Regions from separate parts of the Homo sapiens genome. Here region 1 is linked to region 2. Evidence: read pairs that join two places in POLR2A ChIA-PET (ENCODE). Cell type or tissue: MCF 10A. All regions are shown on one strand. Each heading gives the region's core, and the rest is flanking DNA. Links, peaks and the distances in the headings are about the cores only.

Region 1 (4,000 bases), core at 1-4,000, 70 kb before region 2:
CTGGCCAATATGGAGAAACCCCGTCTCTACCAAAAATACAAAAAATTACCGGGCGTGGTGGTGCATGCCTGTAATCCCAGCTACTTGGGAGGCTAAGGCAGGAGAATAGCTTGAACCTGGGAGGCAGAGGTTGCAATGAGCCGAGATCGTATCACTGCACTCCAGCATGGGCAAAAAAGAGTGAAATTCCATCTCAAAAAAAAAAAAAAAAAAGGAAAAGAAAATAAAAAAAGAGAGGAGAGAAGAAGAGGAGGGGAGGGGAGAGGAGCGGAGGGGAGGGGAGGGGAGAGGAAAGGAAAGGAAAGAGAGAGAAACATGGTGAGGCTCTGGAACCTAGTTACACGTGGAAGTTATAAGAAAAAGCAAACCCAAACTCTGATACCCATGGCCTGGGGCCTGGAGGGAGTCCTCCTTCCCACCCTGCACTCTTACTCAGCCTTCTCCGTCCTAGACCAGTGACCCTGAACAGCTGTGGGGCAGCCCTGCGGGACTGTGGCCAGATCCCTGCCCCTGGGTAGCAGCCCAGAGCCAGGCCCTGGACACCCACCTGCCACCACGGTGCTGTTTAGTTCAGAAGGATGCAGTTTCTGAACCCCTCACTTAACCTTCCTCTCTGGAAGGTGTCTGGGGCAGCCTCTGTGTGTGCCCTGGAGCAAGGGAGGGACACAGACTCACCAGATGGAAGAGGCGCGAGTTGGGGAGTGGGGGCGGGTGCTCCATGGCCATGGGGGGAGGGGGGTAGCGGATCTGGGACCAGTCCTCGAAGCCATGGTGTGGCACCATGGCTGGCATGGGCGGGTAGGCGTAGGGGTAGGCCCCGCAGAGATGTTCTGGGTGGGGCTCCACATGGTAACGCTCTCCTGAGGCCTGCAAGAAAGGCTGACGTCTGGCTTTGGCCTGCAACAGGCTGCAAAGGACACCCATCTCATCACCCTCTAAATAGAATGTTAGCTCTCTGAAGGCTAGCAGGCTGGGTACCAAAGGCTGGTATGTGGTCATGAAAGGCTGCTACATGGGTACAGAAATCTGGATACATGGGCATAGAAGGCTGGATATATGAGCATGGAAGGCTGCATGGGCATGGAAGGCTGGGTACACATGCATGGAAGGTTGTGACATGGGCACAGAAGGCTGGTACATGGGCACGGAAGGCTGGTACATGGGCATGGAAGGCTAGTACATGGGCACGGAAGGCTGGTACATGGGCACGGAAGGCTGGTACATGGGCACAGAAGGCTAGTACATGGGCATGGAAAGCTGGTACATGGGCATGGAAGGCTGGTACATGGACACGGAAGGCTGGTACATGGGCACGGAAAGCTAGTACATGGGCACAGAAGGCTGCTACATGGGCAGTGAAGGCTGGTACATGGGCACAGAAGGCTAGGTACATGGGCAGTGAAGGCTGGTACATAGACACGGAAGGCTGGTACATGGGCACGGAAGGCTAGAACATGGGCACAGAAGGCTGGTACATGGGCACGGAAGGCTGGGTACATGGGCACGGAAGGCTGGGCACATGGGCATGGAAGGCTGGGCACATGGGCACAGAAGGCTCATACATGGGCACGGAAGGCTGGGTAAATGGACACAGAAGGCTGGGCACATGGGCACGGAAGGCTGATACATGGAAACGGAAGGCTGAGCACATGGGCATGGAAGGCTGGTACATGGACACGGAAGGCTGGTACATGGGCATGGAAGGCTGGGCATGGGCACAAAAGGCTGGGCATGGGCACAAAAGGCTGGTACATGGGCACGGAGGGCTGGAACATGGGCATAGAAAGTTGGATACATGGGCACGGAAGGCTCATACACGGCCAAAGAAGGCTAGTCACATGGGCACGGAAGGTTGCTACCTGGACACAGAATGTCAACAGTGATGACAGCTAATACATTGTGGGCACTGCCTCTGTACCAATACTGCTCTAAGGCTTTTCCTGTATTACTCATCAGTTAGTTAGCAGAGGATGTCCCCACGCCCGAGCACACACTGTGCATCCATCAGGCTAGCTCCATGAGGAAGGTAAGAGGATGTCAGTGCTGCTACCTCCCTCAAGCCTCCTCACCTTTGCTTTCCTCTTCTGCTGTCTGAGGGCTTCTCTTGCCTTCTCCTCATCTTTGAATGCTTTTAGCTGAGAGAAGAAGGGAGGGAGAAAAGACTGTCGGCACAGGTGGTTTCTGGCCAGGCCTGGATCCAGGGCCTAACCAGCCACGAGGACTGACCGGCTGATGCTTCCCTCTGGGCCACCATGCGTGGGCCAGCCCCGGGAAAGGGCCCTGAGGGCGGAGCACAGCCCAGGCTGTTGCTGCAGGCCACCTGCTTGTCACAGTGGTCTGTGCACAGGTCAAGAGGGTTCACGTGAACCTCGCTGCTTCTCTGCTAACATCTTTTAGTTCCACTCTGGGAGAGTAAAGCCCAGAACTGACTGTGGAAAGTCAGAGGTAGAGATATCTTAGAGTAAAACTCGTAATTGTACAAAGAAAGAGTCAGAGAGGGGAAGGGCCTTGCCGAGCTCAAATATGATTGCAGAGCTGGAGAGAAGCAGTGAGGGTCCTGACATCCAGCCTCACCAGGGCCCTCCAATCCATGCCCCCTCTCCCCACGAGGACAGGCCAGTTGCCCTTCCTGGGTCCAGTCACTCTTACCTGGGCATTTGACAGGGTGACCTGGGCCTGCAGCTTCTCCACTTGCTTCTTCAGCTCTTCCTTCTCCTCATTCATGCGCTCACGATCACTGCGCTCCCTCTGGAAGTCCTCCTCGAAGATCTTCACCTGGTGTGGAGGGAGGGTGAAGAGAGGGAGGGGGATGGTCCTGAGTGGGGATTTCTCCTCAGGCCCAGACTCCCATGCCTCCTGCTGGGGTCACAGATGGCAGAGCTGGGGGTCGCCATGGGGAGTGGGACAGCTACACCTCCAGCCTCCACCTTAACTTCAAACAGAGTAGTTCTGTGTCCCTCTATCTTACATTCTGGGCTTCAAGCTAGGACTTTATTTGAACAAAGGATATATGGTTTTAAAAAAACGTTGAAAGCCATCAACCAGTGCAATCCTTTCACTCCGCTGAGACCCACAGGGGCAGTGATCACAGAACCAGAGTGTGGTGTAGACCAGAGTTTGGATCTGCTGGTTCTGAGGGCAGAGACCCTACAAACTCCGCTAGGGCTCCAGGGTGCCCTGGCAGAGGTGGGTTGGGTGGGGCCTGCCTCTGTCTCTTAGCCTGTAGTTTCACATCCTTAGTGCAGATCAGCTGAGACACTGGCTAGGTTCAAGGCAGTTTAGGAGGATTAAATAGCACAGAGACAATGGGAGAGCCACAACCTTTTCGCTTTCTTTCACCCCAATCCTTCTGTGTCCCTCAGGGCTAGTAGGTCTTTAATACCATTTTAGTACCTGCCAATCTCCTTTAAATAAAGGAGAAAAGAACTCCAGTTCAGAGTCTTCATTTGGCAAGAGTATCCGGCTAGAGTTTAATAACATTGTTCTGTTTTTATTGTTTATTGCGTACAGTTACTTTCTACTTGTGACAAATAATAAATGGTTTTTTCCAATTACAGCAGTGATATAAAGCTCCCTTTTAAATTCATTTATTTAGAATTTATTTTTTAAATACTAGGTAAATAATAGCACGTGTGGGGCATAGAGATGGCTAAATCATAAAGGTGGTAGAGGAACGACTTAAGCTAGGGTTATGGTGCTGGAAAGGATAAACCTAGAGCCAGTGGGGGGCCCTGGCCAATGGCCAGAAAGTGGATTACTAATTACAGGTTCCATGTGATTCCAAGCCGTCTGGGCCCTCAGGAAAGCTCCAGCTCCCACAGAGCACCTCCCACCTGATTTCCTCCCGGAAGCCTCACCTGCTGTTTCAGCAACTCATTCTGCGTGACCAGCTCCTGTTTCCTTAGGAGGGCCCCTGCTCCTTCTGGGCTCCCAAATGCTGTTGGTGGAGATGATGGCGGGGTTTGGATGCTCAGTGCTTCCTCCAGGGCCTGGAATCAGG
Region 2 (8,702 bases), core at 2,778-6,777:
GCACTCCAGCCTGGGCAACAAGAGCGAAAGTCCATCTCAAAAAAAAAAAAAAAGAAGAAAAAGAAAAGAAAGAAAAGAAAACAAACACGCGCTAACCTGCAATAAACTAGTCTGGTCAGCCAGGGTAGGGAGAAGTGCCCTTTGGCCAGCAGCCAGCCCCATGCCATGGTCACTGGACAATCTTAGACCAAAGCCACAGACCAGAAGTAGGGCAGCGGGGGAGGGAAGGCAGAGGAACTGCAGTTGCGCCTACTTGCTTATCAGTGACCTGCATGAAGGAAACTTTCCATGCACCTCTCCAGATCAAGATCACATCGGGCACCCTTGCATAGTTCAAAAGAGGAAGTTTGGGCTTGGTTGAAATGGATGAAGAGCATACAGAAATGTCCAGACAGCGAGAGGGGATGAGGGGGAACCTGAGGCCCGGAGCAGGGCTGGGCCAGCCTTCCCAGGCTTGCTGCAAACTCAGATTCTCCTGTGCGCTTCCCGGGAAACACCTTGCAAGAATTTAAAGACGTAACTCGCTCCTGGACAGACTTTACAACCTCAAGCTCTAATGAGGAAAATCCAGGCTGCAGGCTCTAGGTAGAAGACAGAGGCCCTCACTGGAAATGTGTTTATGTGTTTGTGTATCTCTTTTTATTTCTTCCTTAGAAATAAAAAGTGTCAAGGGAATGAATCGGAGGCATACTTTAGGAAGTTAATGTTAGAAGGGAAGCCAAGATTTTTTTGTCCAACTGTCTCATTGTAGATAAGAAAATAGAGACTCAGGGAGGGAAAGGGGCTGGCCTAAGGTCAGAAACAAGTGCATGGCAGATGCAGATTTGAACCCAGGCATCCAAATTCCTGGTCCAGTACTCTAGCGCGGCCTGGATGGAGATGGGTGGTGAAATGGATGGGAAGATTTGTCAGTTTGCCCCAGCACATTTACTATCCTTCCCACCACCCCGCCCAGCACATTCAACTGGCCCCTGCCACCAACCCCCTCATTCAAAGTACAGACACTACTCATTTTACAGACAGAGGTTCAGGATGTTTTTGGATCTGACATAGCCCAAACCAGGGCAGAGGCTGTAGCAAGGGGAGGAAGCTGGGAAAGCCTGAGGGTCAGAGGGGAGTGGAGGTGGACAGGATCTATGGCTACGGTTTTTCAGCCGCTCAGCCGTGCTGGGCCCTCGATGGCCCGTGGGAGTGGGAGCGTTTCCTAAGCTCCACTGAAGATAAGAGCCCAACCCAACCCCTCCCCCCACCCCTGCCCCTTCCTTAGTCTCTGGAGCTGGAACAATCAGGCTTGGCCATGGCGGCTGGTGCTGATAACCATTTCTTGGCAGAAGTGCCCGCCAAAGCTGTGGCCCTAGTCCTCACCACCACAGAGAGCCAGCAAGGCCTTCAGGAAGTCTCCGGAGGTGTCACCCTGGCAGAGGCAGAGAGCAGAGTGAGTGAAAACAGTCCTTCCAGTCTCAATGCCCCCTCCTCCCGGCTGCCCATCTGTCTGGACATCTCCCTCGGCTTCTCTCCATGACCAACATAGGATCCCATGCCACATGTAGGCTACTGGGATCTCCCAGACACATAAATGTGACCACGTCCCTTTTGTTTATCCCCAGGAAGATATGCAAGCTCCCGGCCTGGCTTCAAGGCCCTTTGGGATCTGACCTGTGCAGAGCTCTGCAGCTTCACCTGTTCCTTTCCCCCAGGAGCATCTCAGTCCTCTCTCCACCTGTCACTCCCCTGTCCAACATGCCCCTGTGCACCCCCAATCCCATTTGCCAGCAGGGCCCTCTCCTCTGAGAAGCACTCTGGCCACTCTCTTGCGTCAGGAGGCACAGTGAACTCTGGCCTCCCTTGGTTCCCCTGGCACTCTGCTGATACCCTCCCCCATGGCCCTTGGCATATCGTGTTAGGTGATTTCTTATTTGAACAAACAACATTGAGTGCTAACTGCCAAGCCATTGCTGGGAATGGGTACAAACACCATCACGCTCACCACACATCACAGTGGTCTGGTATACGTTCAGACTGGGGAGGCCAAACTTCCTGACCCATGGTATGGTATGGATCTCCCTTCTGAGGGACTCCTATCATTGTTATGAGACATGGTTTTCGGGATTTTGTTTGTCCTTGTATTTTTTGATGTATGATTTTAAAACATAATATAGTATCAAAATGTGCCAACAATTTACTTACATTCCTACTAAGTCTGTAAGAGACTGCCTCTGAGATGCCCATAGTCTCGTTAGCCAAGTAGAACCAAGCATCAGACTTTAAGATCTTGGCTGATCTCAAAGAGCAAAAATATAAGCTCCATATGTCAAAAAAGTCAGACGCAGCCAGGTGTGGTGGCTCACACCTGTAATCCCAGCACTTTGGGAGGCCAAGGCAGGTGGATCACTTGAGGTCAGGAGCTAGCAACCAGCCTGGCCAACACAGTGAAACCCTGTCTGTACTAAAAATACAAAAATTAGCCAGGCATAGTGATGCATGCCTGCAGTCCCAGCTACTCGGGAGGCTGAGGCAGGAGAATTGCTTAAACCCAGGAGGTGGACGTTGCAGTGAGATGAGATGGCACTGCTGCACTCCAGCCTGGGCGACAGAGCAAGACTCCGTCTCAAAAACAAACAAACAAACAAAAAGTCAGACACAAAGGGTCACATATTAGGTGATTCCATTTATATGAAATATTCAGAAAAGGCAAATCTACAGAGACACAAAGTAGCTTGGTGGTTGCCTATGGCTGGGGATGGAACTAGATAAACAGGTATGAGAGAGCTTAGTGGGATGATAGAAGTGTTTGGAAACCAGCTGCATTATGGGAATGGTTGTACAACTCAGTAAATTTACTAAAAACTGTTGAATTGTACCCTTAAAACAGGTGAATTTTATGATATGTAAGTTTTTCGTTTGTTTGTTTGTCTGTTTTTGAGATGGAGTCTTGCTCTGTTGCCCAGGCTGGAGTGCAGTGGCGTGATCTCAGCTCACTGCAACCTCTACCTCCTGGGTTCAAGCGATTCTCTTGCCTCAGCCTCCTGAGTAGCTGGGATTACAGGCATGAGCCAACACACCCAGCTAATTTTTGTATTTTTAGTAGAGACAGGGTTTCACCATGTTGGCCAGGCTGGTCTTGAACTCCTGACCTCAAGTGATCCACCTGCCTTGGCCTTCCAACGTGCTGTGATTACAGGTGTGAGCCACCATGCCTGCCCATGATATGTAAGTTATACTTCCATAACATTGCTTTAAAAAAAGCAAAAAATGGGCTCTTGTTTTATTTGGAAATCTTTAATTATAAACCTTTGATTCTTTTGGAATTGATTTCGGTATAAACAATGCAATACAGACCCCCTTTCATTTCAATATCCTGGCTGTTCTAAGCGGTAACCCACTGGAAAAAAGTCCATGGGAATAAAGACTTCTAATCTTATATTAGGGATCTGACACTCACCCGCTTCCTGCTAACCTCTAGCCCCTCCCCTTACCTCAATGGCTTGGTGGAGAGACTTGTCATATTTCTCAATGAATTCCCTCCGGATGTTGAGCAGGTCAATCTCACTGCGGGATACCATGATCCTGGTCAGAGTCTTCTCATCTGTGCCAGCACCCTGGTGGAGCCAGGCAGGAGGGAGACACAGGCGGAAGGAGAGATAGAGCCCAGTCAGGCAAGAAACAGTGGTATCCCATCTGCCTTTCTCCCTTGTTCCTTCCAAAAACAGGGCGGATGTTCCACCTCTGTCTTCTGCAAACAGTCCTGACCAAAATCCCTCTGTGCCCAGGACTGGCCAGACTGACACGCAAAAAAGATGTGTGTGGGTTGAATAGTGTCCCCATGTCCACCTGGAAACTCAGAACATGATGTAATTTGGAAATAAGGTATTTGCACATGTAATTAGTTAAGATGAAGGCATACTGAATTAGATTGAAGCCTAAACCAATAACCAATATCTTTAGAAGAGGGAGGGCACAGACATACACACAGAAAAGTGGCTAGGTGAGGACAGAGGCAGAGACCGGAGTGATGCATTCACAGCCAGGAAACACCAAGGACTTCTGGCAACCACCAGAAGCTAGGAGAGGCAGGGGAGTGCTTCTCCCCCAGAGCCTCCAGGAGGACCCAACCCAGGCGACACCTTGATTTTGGGCTTTTGGCCTCCAGAACTATGAGAATAAATTTCTTTTGTCACCCAATTTCTGGAATGTGTTACACCAGCCCTAGGAAACTACCACCGGGCCCAAGGAGCAGGCACAGGGCATGGAATGTGTGGGCAGCCAGAGCTGCCTCTGCCCCCAGGGAGCGACAAGCACCAGCCTAGGAGTCAGAGCTAGGTTCGAGTCCCAGCTCTGCCTCTTAGGAGCTATGTAAATGTGGGCAACGTTTTACCCTACCTAGGCCTGAGTTTCCTCCTCTATCAAATGAGGATGCTACCACAATTTCACAGGACTGCCATGAGGGTCAGCTGTGGTCAGAGAGATGAAGCCCTTGGCACAGGCTTGACACATCGTGAGTGCTCAATGAATGGCTGTCACATTTGGAGACTGTAGGGTGAGGGTCTCAGGTTCCTTCCTACCCTCCCACCTGCCCAGGCTATCTGCAGTTGAGACTCCAGTGGCTGAGAGGGTGGCCAGTGTGGCTTGGGCTCTCCCAGAAGGGCAGGACTAGACTCAGAGGGGAGCGCTTGTGACCTTTGATGACTATTTGTCCTAGGAGACCCTGTGTCCCCGGATAGATTGTGAGCTCTGAGAGGGCAGAGACTGTGTCCTACCCAGCCCTGTGTGCCTCCAGAGCACATTTCTCAACCTTGGCATTTGGGGCTGGATAATTCTTTGTTGCGCAAGCTTATCCTTTGCACTGAGGTTGTTTAACAGCATCCCTGTTCTGTCCCCACCAGATGCTGGTAGCAACAATCTCCAAGTTGTGATGACCAAAAATGTGTCTGGATATTGCCAAATATCCTCCGGGGCGGGGGAAGGCGGGGGAAATCACCCCCAACTGGGAAATACCATCCTAGAGCCAGACAAGGGCAGATGCTAATAAATGTCAAATGGGAAGAAACAGCTGCCAGGAATCCTGATCTGGGGGATGGTGCACATCTGTGTGTTTGTGTGTGTATGTAAGTCAGTGCTTGAAGGGAAAGGAACGCCAGCATGTTTTCTTACCTTCATGGATTTGTAAAGTTTGTCGGCAAAGAAGAGAGGCTTGTTCTTGACACTTTGAACTGGTAGGAAGAGCAGAGAGATGCGGGGAACGTGGTCAGAGGCTGTGAACCCAGACTCTGGACCGGCCTCCCCCATCTCCCCACCTCGTCTATCCCTGCATGGGTCTGCAGATCATTGTCAACCCCAGGGTCATGCTCAGACGACACCTTTGCTCCCCTTCCCCATGCTTCCTCCTCTGGCCCATCCTTAGGCCTGGCTCTCAATTGGTTGCAACTCTCTTCCTTCTAAGGTGCTTACAGCTAACCAAGGTCAGGAGAGGATTCAAAGGTAATTAACTCCTCATGAACCCAAGGCACGGGGCCTCAAATTTTTAAATGCATTGGAATCACCCAAAAAGCTTGTTTAAAACTCAGGGTTTAGGCTCCACCCTAAAGATTCAGATTTTGGAAAGATTTTGAGCAGTGGTTCTCAAAGTGTGGTTTCCGGACCAACAACATTAGCATCACTTGAAAACTTGGAAGAAAGGCAGATTCTCATGCCTCAGATTCCAGATTCCAGAGATGCTGAATCTGAAACTCTAGAGGTGAGTGACCAGCTTGTCCTAGTTTGCCTGGGACACTCCAGGTTTTATTAGGTTGGTGCCAAAGTAATTACAATTTTTGCCATCACTTTCAATGGCAAAACTGCAATGACTTTTGCACCAACCTAACAGCACTGAAAGCCTTGCGCAAATCAGGATGGTTGGCCACCCTACTCTGGTGCAGCCTAATGCTTGAGAGTTACTGATTTAGAGAAATATTGCTCCAAAGAATGACTGTCCGTTGGTAAAATTTAAGGGACCATGCAAATCCCTGGGGCTGAGTGTTTCCCCAGGGCCTGAACAATCTTGCAGGATTGGCAGCCCCTGCTCCCTACCCTGGCTGCAGATAATGCCTGCCTGGTTTCACCAACCCCGCCCTTTCTCAAAGCCTAGGGTTCTCTAGCCCTTCACAGCTGCTTGACTGCAAGGCTCCAGAGCCCACGCACAGGTGTCTCAGACAGCTTAAAAAGGAGGAACCAGACACCAGTACTATAGCTGGAATGACTCTGGATATAATGAGAACAGACGGCAAGAGGCTGGAGTTGCGTACCCCAGTGGCAGAGTCAAGCAAGACTCCTCTGCAACAGGCTCAGGAACCCTGTGGAAAAGATCACATCACACACCTCCCATCTCCAGCTCCTTACATATCTCCCTACTACCTCCCAAACAAATCCCAAGCTCCTTGGCTTGAATGTCAAAGCTCCTGGCCTCCTTTGCAACCTCATGGCCCTTGCTCCCCCATTCCCAGAACAAACTGCAAATTCCTGTGTCTCTCTGTCCTTCCTGGATAGATGCATTTCCTATCTGCCCTTCACTACATTATCTCTCTAAATCAAATCCCATCCTTCAAGGCTGTACTTGATGTCCATGCCCCCAGTCATGACATCACCTCCAGGAAGCCTTCCCTGACTTCAGACCTAGGGCTTTATCAGTCTGGCTAAGAAGCACGCTGGGCAGAAACTTCTCTCCTCTGTAACCAACCCCACAAGTCTTCCTAAAAACTGAGCCTGTCCATCTGTCACATGGGACCCCGATGCCTGCCATTGGATGGAGGAGTGTGAAATGGTGTGTTGTGGTGTGTGTTTGCACGTGTATACCTGTTCAAGGTGGGAGGAGAAAGGGAAGAGGGAAATACACGAGGAGGGTAGGAATCTGAAAGTGTCTCCAAAGGCTAATTATTCTGGTGTTAAGAACATGAGCTTTGGAGGTAGGCAGCCTGTGGTTTGAGTCCTGGTTCTACTGCTATAAGCCTCTCTGAACTCAGTGTCCTCTTTTGTAAAATAAGCTGGTTAAGAGCACCTGATGAGAATGTAACTAAACCTGCGTGCAACTAACTTTGCGCAGGGCTTGGTGGGAAACAACAATACAAATACAAACTAACCCTTGTCCAGTGAGTATTACATGCCAAGAGGCACCGTTCCAAGTGCTTTACATATAATTAACTAATTTCAGCCTCACAAAATCCACCCTATGGGCTGGGCACTGTTGTTATCTCCACTTTACAAAGGAGGAAATTGAGACACAGAGGTTTTGTGACCTGCCCAAGGACATATAGTGAGTAAGTGGCAGAGCAGGGATTCAACCTGGATTCCATGCTTTTATTCGTCGGGCTATCCCGCCTCCTAGATATTGCTCCTGGGTGGTAAAGGCCCATCACGTGCTAAACAACACCCCTACCACCACCTCTACTTCACCCAAATCTAACACACCTTTCCCCCACATTTTAGTGTCTCTGAAATCAAGATGTGTTTTATAATTGAAGGCAATTATGTGAAAATCTTCCACGGATACCTCTTGGTAAGATTTTTTAAAAGTGCATTGATGCAATGTGTTTTATAGTAAATGAAACAAGATACCACTAATGATGAATATTAATGAGAATAACTTCAGCCCTAACCCATATCCACTCATCCATATTTATACACGGTGGAATTAAGATCCAAAAGGGAAAAACCTTTTCAAAGTCAAGAGCTCAAATTATATAAGCGTAACCAAAAAGCCAGGTACTGAGAGGAGACGAGGGTCTGTGTGTGTGTCATCTGCATCTAGCGTGTATGTGTCTTGTATGTGTGTGCATGTGTGCTGCGTATATGTGGTGTGCATGGGTCATGTGTGCATAGTGTGTGAGTGGTGTGTGTGTAGGTGTAGTGTCTTGTGGGGGTGTAGCATGTATGTGTATATATAATGTGTTCTGTGTGTGATGTGTGTATGTGTGGTGTGCACCTGTCACATGCATATGTAACGTGTTTTATGTATGAGTGTGTGTCACATGTGAGAATGTGTGTGTGTATAGTATGTGTCTTGTATATGTTAGGTGTGTGTGTCAAGTGTGTGTGTGGTGTGTGTGTGTATACACCCTAGTTGTGCAGGACAGCGTGCCCCCTCCCCTGCCTGCCCCAGTCTTCCTGGTTCTTCCCTAGCAACAGTTATTTTCTCACCCTCTCCTGCAGCCTCGCACAGACCTCATGACATTCCTGCACAATCACACATTTGGCAGCACCCCTGGAGGCGAACTGTGACAGTGTTTACTTTCCAGTAGTAGCTTCGGAGGCTGCCAAGGTTCTATTCTTCCAGAGAATCTGTTCAAGTTCCCAGTGCCCCCAGCCCTTCCCTTAGTCCCTGCCAGTTACCAATGGCCACAAATGCATCCCTGACATCCCCAGACATCTCCTTCTTGATGGTGTGCTCCACGTCATAGTTGGTCATCTTGATGAACTCCTGGAAGACTGGCCACAAGAGAAGCCCCAGAGGTGGGGGTGAGCTTCAGTGCAGGAGGCGGAGGACCCCTCCTCAGCCCCACCCAGTGCCTCCCACAGGCTGTGCCTGAGAAAGTGGAAGGGCAGCAAATATGGCCACAGCCCAGGCCTAAATGCATTGGGCAAGATCATCCCGATAGAGAAGCTCTGACATCAAGGCTGCCGTGGGCTCAGAGCCAAATCTGTCCCACGCCAGTCCCCGTGCCTGGCCAATG

What was found. Peaks named below come from ENCODE experiments on the same cell type or tissue, not always from the same donor. Only the 100,000 strongest peaks of a DNase experiment are listed, where the experiment ranks them.
Region 1: POLR2A ChIA-PET joins it to region 2 with 5 read pairs; 8 of 35 experiments call an interaction of 5 or more read pairs at or near these places.

Annotation. Positions count from the first base shown.
Region 1 is chr5:151,032,933-151,036,932 of GRCh38, forward strand. It overlaps TNIP1 (TNFAIP3 interacting protein 1), which reads right to left. Exons shown (of 18, transcript NM_006058.5): 13 at 3,858-3,989; 14 at 2,650-2,775; 15 at 2,070-2,135; 16 at 676-867. Among named protein-coding and RNA genes, the nearest start is that of GPX3, 14 kb to the left of the region's middle. In MCF 10A, for the core only: no CTCF peak of the experiment used is centred there; a DNase peak (open chromatin) is centred at 1,939.
Region 2 is chr5:151,100,094-151,108,795 of GRCh38, forward strand. ANXA6 (annexin A6) reads right to left here. Exons shown (of 26, transcript NM_001155.5): 23 at 8,362-8,457; 24 at 5,152-5,210; 25 at 3,477-3,599; 26 at 613-1,414. The coding sequence ends at 1,355. Among named protein-coding and RNA genes, the nearest start is that of TNIP1, 23 kb to the left of the region's middle. In MCF 10A, for the core only: no CTCF peak of the experiment used is centred there; a DNase peak (open chromatin) is centred at 4,858.